Regions from separate parts of the Homo sapiens genome. Here all the other regions are linked to region 1. The links are chromatin contacts, found by Hi-C or POLR2A ChIA-PET in ENCODE. All regions are on one chromosome and are shown on one strand. The core of a region is the stretch at or near the end of the contact, and the rest is flanking DNA. Distances in the headings are between cores, read along the strand shown.

Region 1 (3,106 bases), core at 575-3,074:
TGGTGGTCGCGGTGGGGGTGGGGAGCGGGCACCCACTGGGGATTCACCCCACCCGGGCCCCCCTCCAGCCTCTGCCCGGCGCCCGGGTCTTCGGTCCGCCCTTTGCAGAGGAAGGACCCCGCCCTGCGCAGAGCGGGCTTGGGGGACCCGGGCGGGCGGCGGGGCGCGGGGTGGGGCGCGGGGGGCGGTGTTGCTCCCGCGGGCGGGAAGGGCGGGGAGCGGCCCTGCCGGGAAGGGGGCGGTGCCGGAAGCGTCAGCTGGGCTTTCCCCGGCGGGCGGGGGCGGGGAGCAGATGGGGGCGCTACGAGGAGGTGGGGGGAGGGGACGCAATGGAGGTGCCGGGGGTGCGCTGAAGAGCGAGACTGGGGCAGGGGGATGAGGGTCTGGGAAGGAGCAGGTGTTGGGGACGGAGGGTGGGGGCGGGGAGTGGGGGCGCGGGGAGGAGCAGGGTGGGGGCGGAGGGGAGGATGGGGGTCCGGGAGGAGCAGGGGCGGGGACGGAGGGGAGGGTGGGGGTCCGGGAGGAGCAGGAGTGGAGGCGGAGGGGAGGGTGGGGATGTGGGAGGAGCAGGGGTGGGGCAAAGGGGAGGGTGGGGGGTTCAGGATGAGCAGGGGTTGGGGCGGAGGGGAGGGTGTGGGGGGTCCAGGAGGAGCAGGGGTAGGGGCGGAGGGGAGCCTGGGGGTCTGGGAGAAGGAGGGGTGCGGGGTGTGGGGCCTGGGGTGAGCAGGGGTGGGGGCGGAGGGGAGGGTGGGGGTCCGGGAGGAGCAGGGACGGAGGGGAGGGTGGGGGTCCGGGAGGAGCAGGGACGGAGGGGAGGGTGGAGGTCCGGGAGGAGCAGGGGTGGAGGGTGTGGGGCCTGGGCTGAGCATGGGAGGGGACCTGCAGCCCGTGCCCAGCCCCATAGGGACCCGCCCGCGCTCCTCCCCCGCCGCCCCGGCCCCGCGCTCCTCGTCGCTGGGAACCCCCTGCGGGAGCAATGACGATGAGCAGGACGATGGCTGTGAGGGCCCGGCCCGAGCTCTGGGGCGTGGGCCGGAGCGCGGTTGGCCTTGACCTTCTTGGAAAGCCCTTGGCGGCAGGTGACTCCGCTTAGTCACGGCCCCGGGGGCGGGGGCTCCCCGAAGGAAAGGAGCCCCCGCGGGAGCAGGCGCAGAATGAGATGCACGAGCGCCACCGCCGCCGCCGCACACCCCCCGCCCCCCCGGGGTGGAAGCCAGAACCTGCGTCCCCAGCTCCCCCAGGCCCGCCCACAGGGCGCCTGGCTGGGCCTCCGAGCTTTCCTGTTTTCTCTGCAGCCTGGCTGGGCTTAGGGAGAGGTGGGGGGTGCGCCTCTTGATGCTGGGGACGCGTGTGGCACAGGGAGCCGGGTGCAGCCAAGGCTTGGAGGGGTGCCCCCCGCCCCACCCAGGTCACACTTCACCCTTCGTGGGGTCGGGATCTGGTCTTTTTACAAGCTAGGCGCCCTCCCCCCTTTTTTTTTTTTTTTTTTTCTCAAAAATGATCACAGGGAATGAGCCTCAGCCAGGACAGCGGGCTATGAGGCTGCCTGTTGCCCCCACCAGCCTGAATTCTGGCAGGGCCCTTCTCCTCCACCCACAGCCCTCCATCCACACCCCTCCAGTGGCTCCAAGGCCCATCTGACTTGGCCTCAGTTCACCTGTTTACTTCAGGGACACCTGGTTATACTGCCAGAGGCAGGTTGGGGGGCCTGCAGGGCCGGCCTCTCTCAAATCCACTTCTGGCTCTGCGGTCCCCACAGCACTTCCTTACCCCTTCCCCATGCTGGAATCTGAGAACCAGATATGGGGGTCCTGGTCTCAGCATCCCTTTCCATCCGGGGTGCCCTGCTGCTGCCAGCTCACGTGCCCACCATCCCATCCTCCTCAGGGTCAGTGTGGCTGCAGAACGGCCTCCGGGGAGAGCAGGGTGGGGGCTGTAGCCTGGTGCACCCCCAGCCTGCTGTCCCAGGTGAATGCAGACCCCTGGCTCAGCTGCTGACCAGATAACAGTGGCCCTTGTGCCGAAGCCTGGGTGGGGGCTGGGGTACCAGCCCCGGGTGTCTCCGGGCACAGAATGGCACCCACCCCCACCCCACCCGCAGGCAGCGGCCAGCAGGAGACATTGTCCGTCCCCCTCAACCCTGGCTATTAATAGCTCCTCTGGGCTAGGAGCGGCTATAAATAGTCCCAGCCCCTCACACAGGCCCATTCAGGCACCCGCTGCCTGGGTGTGCACAGCAGCCACACTTGCGCTCACTCAGAGCTGTGCACGCGGGAACCGTGCCACTTCTGCCCCTCCACGCCATCTGCACTGCACAGATCCAGGCTGTCCCTGCAGCCCTCACTGGGTCTCCTGTGGCAGGGGAGGGCCCTGAACCCTCTGGAGGCTTTTCCCTTGCCCCCTCCCGCCACGCCCAGGGTCCCCTTGGGGCTTCTAGCTACTCTAGGGTCTTGCTCTGGGGCTTCTGGAAGTCAGATGCATTCACCCAAAGCCAGCCTGGGGCGGGGGGAGGTCCACCTGGAGGGAGGCCCAGCCCCTGCAGAGACCTAAGCCTGGCCTCTGCCCCAAGCACTGCTGCCTCGGGCCATGAGGCTCACAGGGTCTCCTTAGCCCAAGGCTGGTCCAGCCTCCCACCTGCCCTGTGGGGCAGACGTCACTGAATTCCCACTCCTTGCCCTGGAGGCCTCATTGCCGTCAACTAGGCTATGGCCCCCACTGTGACTCCCACTCCCAGGGTGACAGAATGGGCACCTGGTCCAGGAAAGCCTGCTCTGTGGACCCCCTACCCGTCCACACTGTCCACGCCCCATGGCTAGTGGTGACAGGAGACAGGATGGGGGGCATGGGGGCTGCTGTTATTGTGTCCAGAGGAGAAAAGGAAAACAATCCTGTTTACGGAAAAGGAATGTCCGTCCACTGCCGCCAGCCAGTGGCCTTCCTGGGGGGACAGAGGCCCTTTGTTGGGAAAACAGGAAGCGAGGATTTCCAGGATCTGCCAGGCCGCCCGCCGGCCACCCGCCCCACTTCCGCCAATTCTCGGCAGCCTGCGCTGGCCACCAGCTGCCCGTCGGTCCATCCACGTTTCTGTCTATCCGTCTGACCGTGG
Region 2 (2,931 bases), core at 349-2,848, 540 kb after region 1:
GATGAGGACTATGTGGTCCTAGCAAGCGAGAACTCCCTCTCTAAAGAAAAAGACAGATGCTCATGACTGACGGTGCCATAAGACACACACTTGGATAGACATGAGCAGAGAGGAGTGTGTGCTGAGTAAGAGGGCACTGAGGAGGGGCTGGAGACGAAGAAGATGCTAAAGAGGCTTCAGGAAGTGTAGGGGGGTGTCCAGCAGAAGAAACACAAAAAAGAGAGAACTCCAGGTCCTTGGTGGGGACAGTGACAACTGGACTGACAAAAAACAGGGTAACTGGGAAGGCAAGCTCAATCCCACCTCCAGGCTCAAGATCCAGCCCCTGCCTGACCACACAGCCATCCCCACACACTGCCAGTCTGCAGCTGGGATCTGACAGCCTGAGTGCCAGTCCCAGCCTCTCTGAGCCGGCTCAGGCCAGGCAGTCAGCTTATCCGCGCCTAACTTCTCTACAGATGGGGGCAACACCAGGGCAACCCCGGTGGGCTGCTGGGAGGAAGAGGTGAGATCATGTACACAAAGGGCTGTGCGGGGCCTGGCACACCAAGCACGCTCGCCAACGCTGCTGTCTCCAGGCTGTTGCTGATGTCATCGTCAGGCTCCGTTTTCTCCTACCTCCTGGGCTGAAGAGCTCTCAGACACGGGCGCTGACCCCACACACAGACCTCCTGGGCATGGGCACCGACCGCCACGCTGATACCCCACCCAGGGCTTGGCGTGCAGGGCCTGGACCGTCAGGCGAGTCGCCAGGAATGCTCTTCTCTCTACTCTCGACGCTTCCTCCTCAAATCCTCCCAGTTTCAAATCAAACACCGCTTCTCCATGCACCAAACCCGAACTCCACCCCCTCTTTGCACCCCGCCAAGACCGCCGGGGGCTTCAGACGGAGCACCAAGGTCAGAGGCGGGCTGGCGAGCCGCGGGTCCGCGCCCCTGGAGCCACTAGAGCCACAGCCGCCCGCAGCTGGCCAAGGAGAGAGCCCGTCCCACCCCAAGGAGGCCGGGCAGGCCGGGCCCAGCCTTCTCTCCCTGCCGCCACCAGGCCCGCGCGGCCACGCCGCCCCCAGCGGACGCCCATTCTCCCCACGGGCTGTCCGGTCGGCCCTGGCCTTCAGTCCCCGCCCGGCCCCCGGCCCCGGCCCTCAGTCCTCGGCTCCCCCGACCCCGGCCCTCAGCGCCCAGCCCCCGGTCCTCGGCCCTCAGCGCCCGGCCCTCAGTCCTCGGCCTCCCGACCCAGCCCCCAGCCCTCGGCCCCCAGCCCCCGGCCCTCGACCCTCAGACCCAGCCCCTGGCCCTCAGCACTCGACCCTCGGCCCCCGGCCCTCAGCGCTTGGCCTCGGCACTCACCGCGCGGGTGCGGCCCGAACGCCACCAGCACGAAGTAGTCCGCGAGCCGCGCCATGGCGAGGGACGCGGGGCGGCCCGAGGGGCGCGGGCGGGCTCCGCGGCTCGGGGACTCGAGGACGGCGCGCTCATGGCCCGGCCCCGGCCCTGGACCGCGCACCCCGGACACCCCTGGTTCGCTCCGCGGCGGCGGCGGCGGCGGCGGCGGCGGCCCAGGTTCCCGCCGCCATCTTCCCAGCCAGCCGGCCCGCCCGGGCGCGCCGTGCGCCTGCGCGCTGTCGTCAAGCCCTGAGCGGGCGGGGCCTGCAACCGCGCATCTCCATTGGTCCAGAGGGTGGGAGGGCGGCTCCCGAGAGCAGCGCCCCGCCCATCGCTGACCACTCTGGGGCCCGAGCACCGCCCCTCGGGCCGGGCACCTGGACTACGGCTCCGGCGGGTCTGACGCCCTGACCCGGGTCGGCTGTGGTGTCGGCGGGAGGCATGGGCCAGGACCACAGCTGCCCTCGCCGTTGGGACTCCCCGCACAGGAGCCCGAACCCCACCCCTGGGCCGTCCCAATCTGGGGATCGGGTCCCCAGACTCCTCGTCCCCCGCCCCTCTCTGTCCAGCGGGAGAAAGGCGGGAGAAGCCTAGGCGCTGCCTACCGGGCCCCCCAAACTAGAAGTCAGAGGAGGCGCAGGGCCATCACCTCAGGGGCTGCCAGCCTGGCGATGGGGAACAGAGAGAGAATTCAGGCCCTGCCCTTGGGGTCCCAGGCTGAAGAGCCCCCATCTAGGCCAAGTGAGACATTTAACACAGCTTAAAAACGGCACGCTCATGTCCCCCTGTAAAGAGCAAATGTTCTAAGCGTGTGAGGCACATGAGGCCACGGAGCAGGGGGCTCTGGGAAAGCTGCATCCCCCAGGATCCCTGACAGTGCCCACCCCTCTCAAGGGCAGGGCTGGCCAGGGCCACCCCTGAAGTGGCTCAGGGATGAGCATGAGCCCAGAGCAGAACATGCTGGGAGAGAAGGTGCAGGAGCCAGCCTGGTGCAGCAGGGAAACCCCTCTGAGCACAGCAGGCCAAGGTCTGTTTTTTGTTATGTTTTGTTTTGTTTTTGAGGCAGAGTCTCAATCCGTCACCCAGGCTGAAGTGCAGTGACACCATCTTGGCTCACTGGAACGTCCGTCTCCTGGGTTCAAGCAATTCTCCCGCCTCAGCTTCCCGCGTAGCTGGGATTACAGGTGTGCACCACCATGCCCGGCTAATTTTTGTATTTTAGTAGAGAGGGGGTTTCACCATGTTGGCCAGGCTGGTCTTGAACTCCTGACCTCAGGCCATCCACCCACCATGGCGTCCCAAAGTGCTGGGATTACAGGCATGAGCCACCGCCCCCAGCCCGAAGGTCTGTTTTTTGTTTTTTGTTTGTTTTTGTTTGTTTGTTTTGAGACAGAGTCTCGCTCTGTCGCCCAGGCTGGAGTACAGTGGCGTGATCTTGGCTCACTGCAAACTCCGCCTCCCAGGTTCACATCATTCTCCTGCCTCAGCCTCCCGAGTAGCTGGGACTACAAGCACCTGCCACCACGCCCAGCTAATTTTTTGTATT
Region 3 (2,983 bases), core at 19-2,518, 570 kb after region 1:
CGGTGGGAGGCTGGCCTCAGCGGGGCCACCAGCACGGCCAGGAAGCCAGTCTCTAGCAGCAGGGAGTCCCTATGGGGAGAGCAAATAGCACCAAGAGCCCCTCCCCACACAGCTGCTTCCCTCGGAAAGTCCTCCCAGGAAGGGCAGAGCCCTCCCCCACCCCCTACCCAGCCTCCCACAGCCCCAGGCCCAGCCGTCACTCACCACTGGAAATAAAGGAACACCTGGCCCACCTGCGGAGAGAGGGGCTGTCAGGGAGCGGGTGTGTCTGTGGACTCAGGTAAGGTAGAGGCAGGGGTGGGTGGTGGGGGTTGGAGATAGAGTGAGCTGGTCACAGGTCCCACTTGCCTGGCAGGCTGACAGGTAGGCGGCCCAAAGCAGCAAGTAGATGACAGGGTGGCGCAGTGGGCTCAGCAGCAGGGCTCCCAGGGCCACTAGTGCACCCAGCAGGCTCAGCAGCTCCAGGCCCTGGGCCGTGTCCAGCCCCAGTCTCGGCGCTTCCCACAGCAGCGTCGGGGTCTCCCACAGCTGCTGCCAGCGCCCCTTGCCCTGAGGCCGCAGCGTCCTCCTTGCAGGTAGGATGCCCTCGGGGCCATACAGGCCTGTGGGAGGGCATGTCATGGCCAGGCCCTGGACAGCCCTTGCAGACTAGACTACCTCTGAGTCAGGGCCTGCAGATCCCCCAGCCTAGGTCAGAGCATGCGGATACCTCCATCCCTAGGTCAGAGTCTGCAGTCCCTCCAGAGCCCGTCCCCCAGGTCGGGACCTGTCAAAACCCCGTCCCAGGGCTAGAGGCCTGCTCAACTACCTGAGTCAGGGCCTCCCACCCAGCAGAGCCCACTGCCCTCTTCCAGGTCTCAGCCCGATCTCCTACCTGTCCCACCAGGTCTGGGAGGAAGCCTCTCTCCCACCTCTCTCAGAGTTCTGTCCCCCACCCCAGGTCAGAGTCCAGAGCCTTACGGGAAATGGATCACCGCACACCTTCCTACCCCCACAGCGGCCTGCAGGACACGAACCGCCGCCCCCTACCCCACGCCAAGGCCTGGCCCTCACTCCCAACCCCGGACTGCGTGAGTGCCGGGCACAGAGAAAAGAGGACATAGGGTCCCGCGCCGAGGCTGGGGGTGTCCCACCCTGGGTGCCTTCACCTGGGATTTGCGTGTAGAGGGAAGCGAAAGCAAACATGAAGACGGCCGCCACGCCCTGGAGGAAGAGCTGCCGCGGGAGCCGGGAGCCCGCCATGTCCGCTACGCGGCCCGCTAGAGCAGGGCCCGCCCTCCGCGTCCGCCCGCCCGCGGCAGCCCCAGGCCCCGCCTCCTCACCGCCCCGCCCGCCCAATCCGTGGCAGCCCCAAGCCCCGCCTCCTCGGCCCGCCCGCCCGCCCGCGGCAGTCCCAGGCCCCGCCTCCTCACCGCCCCGCCCGCCCAACCCGTGGCAGCCCCAAGCCCCGCCTCCTCGGCCCGTCCGCCCGCCCGCGGCTGCCCCAGGCCCCGCCTCCTCACCGCCCCGCCCCCCCAACCCGTGGCAGCCCCCAAGCCCCGCCTCCTCGGCCCGCTCGCCCGCGGCAGCTCCAGGCCCCGCCCCACCCCGCCCCGCCCGACCCACGGCGGCCCCAAAAGCCCTCCCGTCCAAACTGGTGGCAGCCCAAAGCTCCGCCCACCCCCCCCTCCCGGAGGCTTCGACCCCGCCCCGCGACTCTTCCGGTGAGCTCCCGCTGCGCGGCGCCGGGGTTCGCCTCTCTGGCTTTTGCCCACGTTACGTCATAGACATGCGCGCGACGCCGCGCCTACGCATTTTCCTGGGCGGGAACAGCAAAATGGCGCCAGAACTAGTGGCGGGCTGAGGACGCCGTACCCCTCGGAAGGCAGCCCTGCGGTCCCTTTGCCGCCCGTTCCCTCCCGGACATGGAGGACGTGGAGGCGCGCTTCGCCCACCTCTTGCAGCCCATCCGCGACCTCACCAAGAACTGGGAGGTGGACGTGGCGGCCCAGCTGGGCGAGTATCTGGAGGAGGTAAGGGCGGCGGGGGAGTGACGCGGGGTGGGCCGGCGGGTGGGGCTGCGGGGCGGGGGCTCCGGGCCCGGGGCTGTGGGCGCCCCACCGTCTCCACGCCTATGGCTATCTGGCGCTCTGGCCGCGCAGGTCCTCGGGCTCCCTGCTTCTTTTCAAACTCCATCTCTGCCTCCCCAAATCATCCCTTGTTGGATTAGCGTGGACCTGTCATTGCAGGTTTCTACCCGTCAGCGAGCCGTGAATGATTGAGTGGGTGGTGACCAGCCGTTTCTCTAACGTAGTGGAATAGACTAGAAAGCATTATTGCTTTTATTGCAGTTATTGCGAGCATGCTTGTGTGTTTGAGAGGTCTGGATCACGATGTCAGAGGAATTTTTTATCTTGGATTTTCAAACCAATTTCAAGCTATTGCCATGCTCTATCCTGTTAGCGATTAGTGTTTCTTCCATGTTTGACAGCCCTGTCTAGACCTGTGTTAAGCTGTCTGCTCCATATTTGCGCTTCATTTTTACTCCTCAGCCCAGCTCAGTCTGGCGTCCACGACACTTAAATGTTTCTTGTCTTGATCAGCAGTGATCTCCATTCTACCAAATCCAAGGGACATAAGTCAGCATTTGTTGGACTGGCCACTCCTTTCTTTTTGAAACATGGTGGTAGGATTTTTTTTCCCTATTTCATTGCCTGATTTTTCTTTTCTATCCAGTCTCTAAGTGTTGAGTTCCTCAGGATGGGGCCTAGGTCATCTTCTGATGCATTTACCCTGAAGTGTCATTTATTTCTATGATTTTAAATATTGCCTGTATTAGGACAACTACCAGATCTGCAGCTCCATCCTAGATCTTTCCTCCAAATCTACTTTACATATCCAGCTGCTCTCTTGACATCTAGTGGGTGTCACGCAAACATCTCATTTAACATATTTAAAGTGGAACTCTTCATTTTTCTGCTTAAACCCCAGCTTTTCCCATCTC

Evidence for each region. A loop is a pair of places that touch in the nucleus more often than their neighbours do. ChIA-PET counts read pairs that join two places held with the same protein, here RNA polymerase II (POLR2A). Pooled maps may share reads with other maps.
Region 2: a map of B cell shows a loop between it and region 1 (4-fold over the local background). The contact joins the promoter of SBF1 here to the enhancer-like site in region 1. A Hi-C loop is called at or near these places in 1 of 168 maps with a recorded cell type or tissue (B cell), 1 of 37 single-sample maps with no recorded cell type and 6 of 50 pooled maps.
Region 3: a loop to region 1 is called in a map of vagina, with 6 times the contacts of the local background. The contact joins the promoter of LMF2 here to the enhancer-like site in region 1. A Hi-C loop is called at or near these places in 1 of 168 maps with a recorded cell type or tissue (vagina), 1 of 37 single-sample maps with no recorded cell type and 5 of 50 pooled maps. POLR2A ChIA-PET finds 5 or more read pairs at or near these places in 2 of 52 experiments (GM10248 and SK-N-SH).

Annotation. Positions count from the first base shown.
Region 1 is chr22:49,935,172-49,938,277 of GRCh38, forward strand. No RefSeq gene overlaps it. Among named protein-coding and RNA genes, the nearest start is that of CRELD2, 18 kb to the left of the region's middle. RefSeq lists silencers at 1-221, 710-1,004, 781-1,320 and an enhancer at 732-1,571. Within about 2 kb of position 1,825, at least 36 of the 41 ENCODE cell types and tissues checked have a DNase peak (open chromatin) inside an H3K27ac peak, as active enhancers do; they include B cell, where a contact is called at or near this core.
Region 2 is chr22:50,473,437-50,476,367 of GRCh38, forward strand. It overlaps SBF1 (SET binding factor 1), which reads right to left and starts at 1,599. Exons shown (of 41, transcript NM_002972.4): 1 at 1,350-1,599. The coding sequence starts at 1,404. RefSeq lists enhancers at 1-31, 32-941, 1,852-2,761 and silencers at 961-1,090, 1,511-1,970, 1,551-1,755.
Region 3 is chr22:50,506,434-50,509,416 of GRCh38, forward strand. It overlaps LMF2 (lipase maturation factor 2), which reads right to left and starts at 1,269. Exons shown (of 14, transcript NM_033200.3): 1 at 1,149-1,269; 2 at 349-602; 3 at 205-233; 4 at 1-69. The coding sequence starts at 1,242. NCAPH2 (non-SMC condensin II complex subunit H2) reads left to right here and starts at 1,791. Exons shown (of 20, transcript NM_152299.4): 1 at 1,791-2,012. The coding sequence starts at 1,905. RefSeq lists an enhancer at 1,000-1,049 and silencers at 1,270-1,369, 2,040-2,329.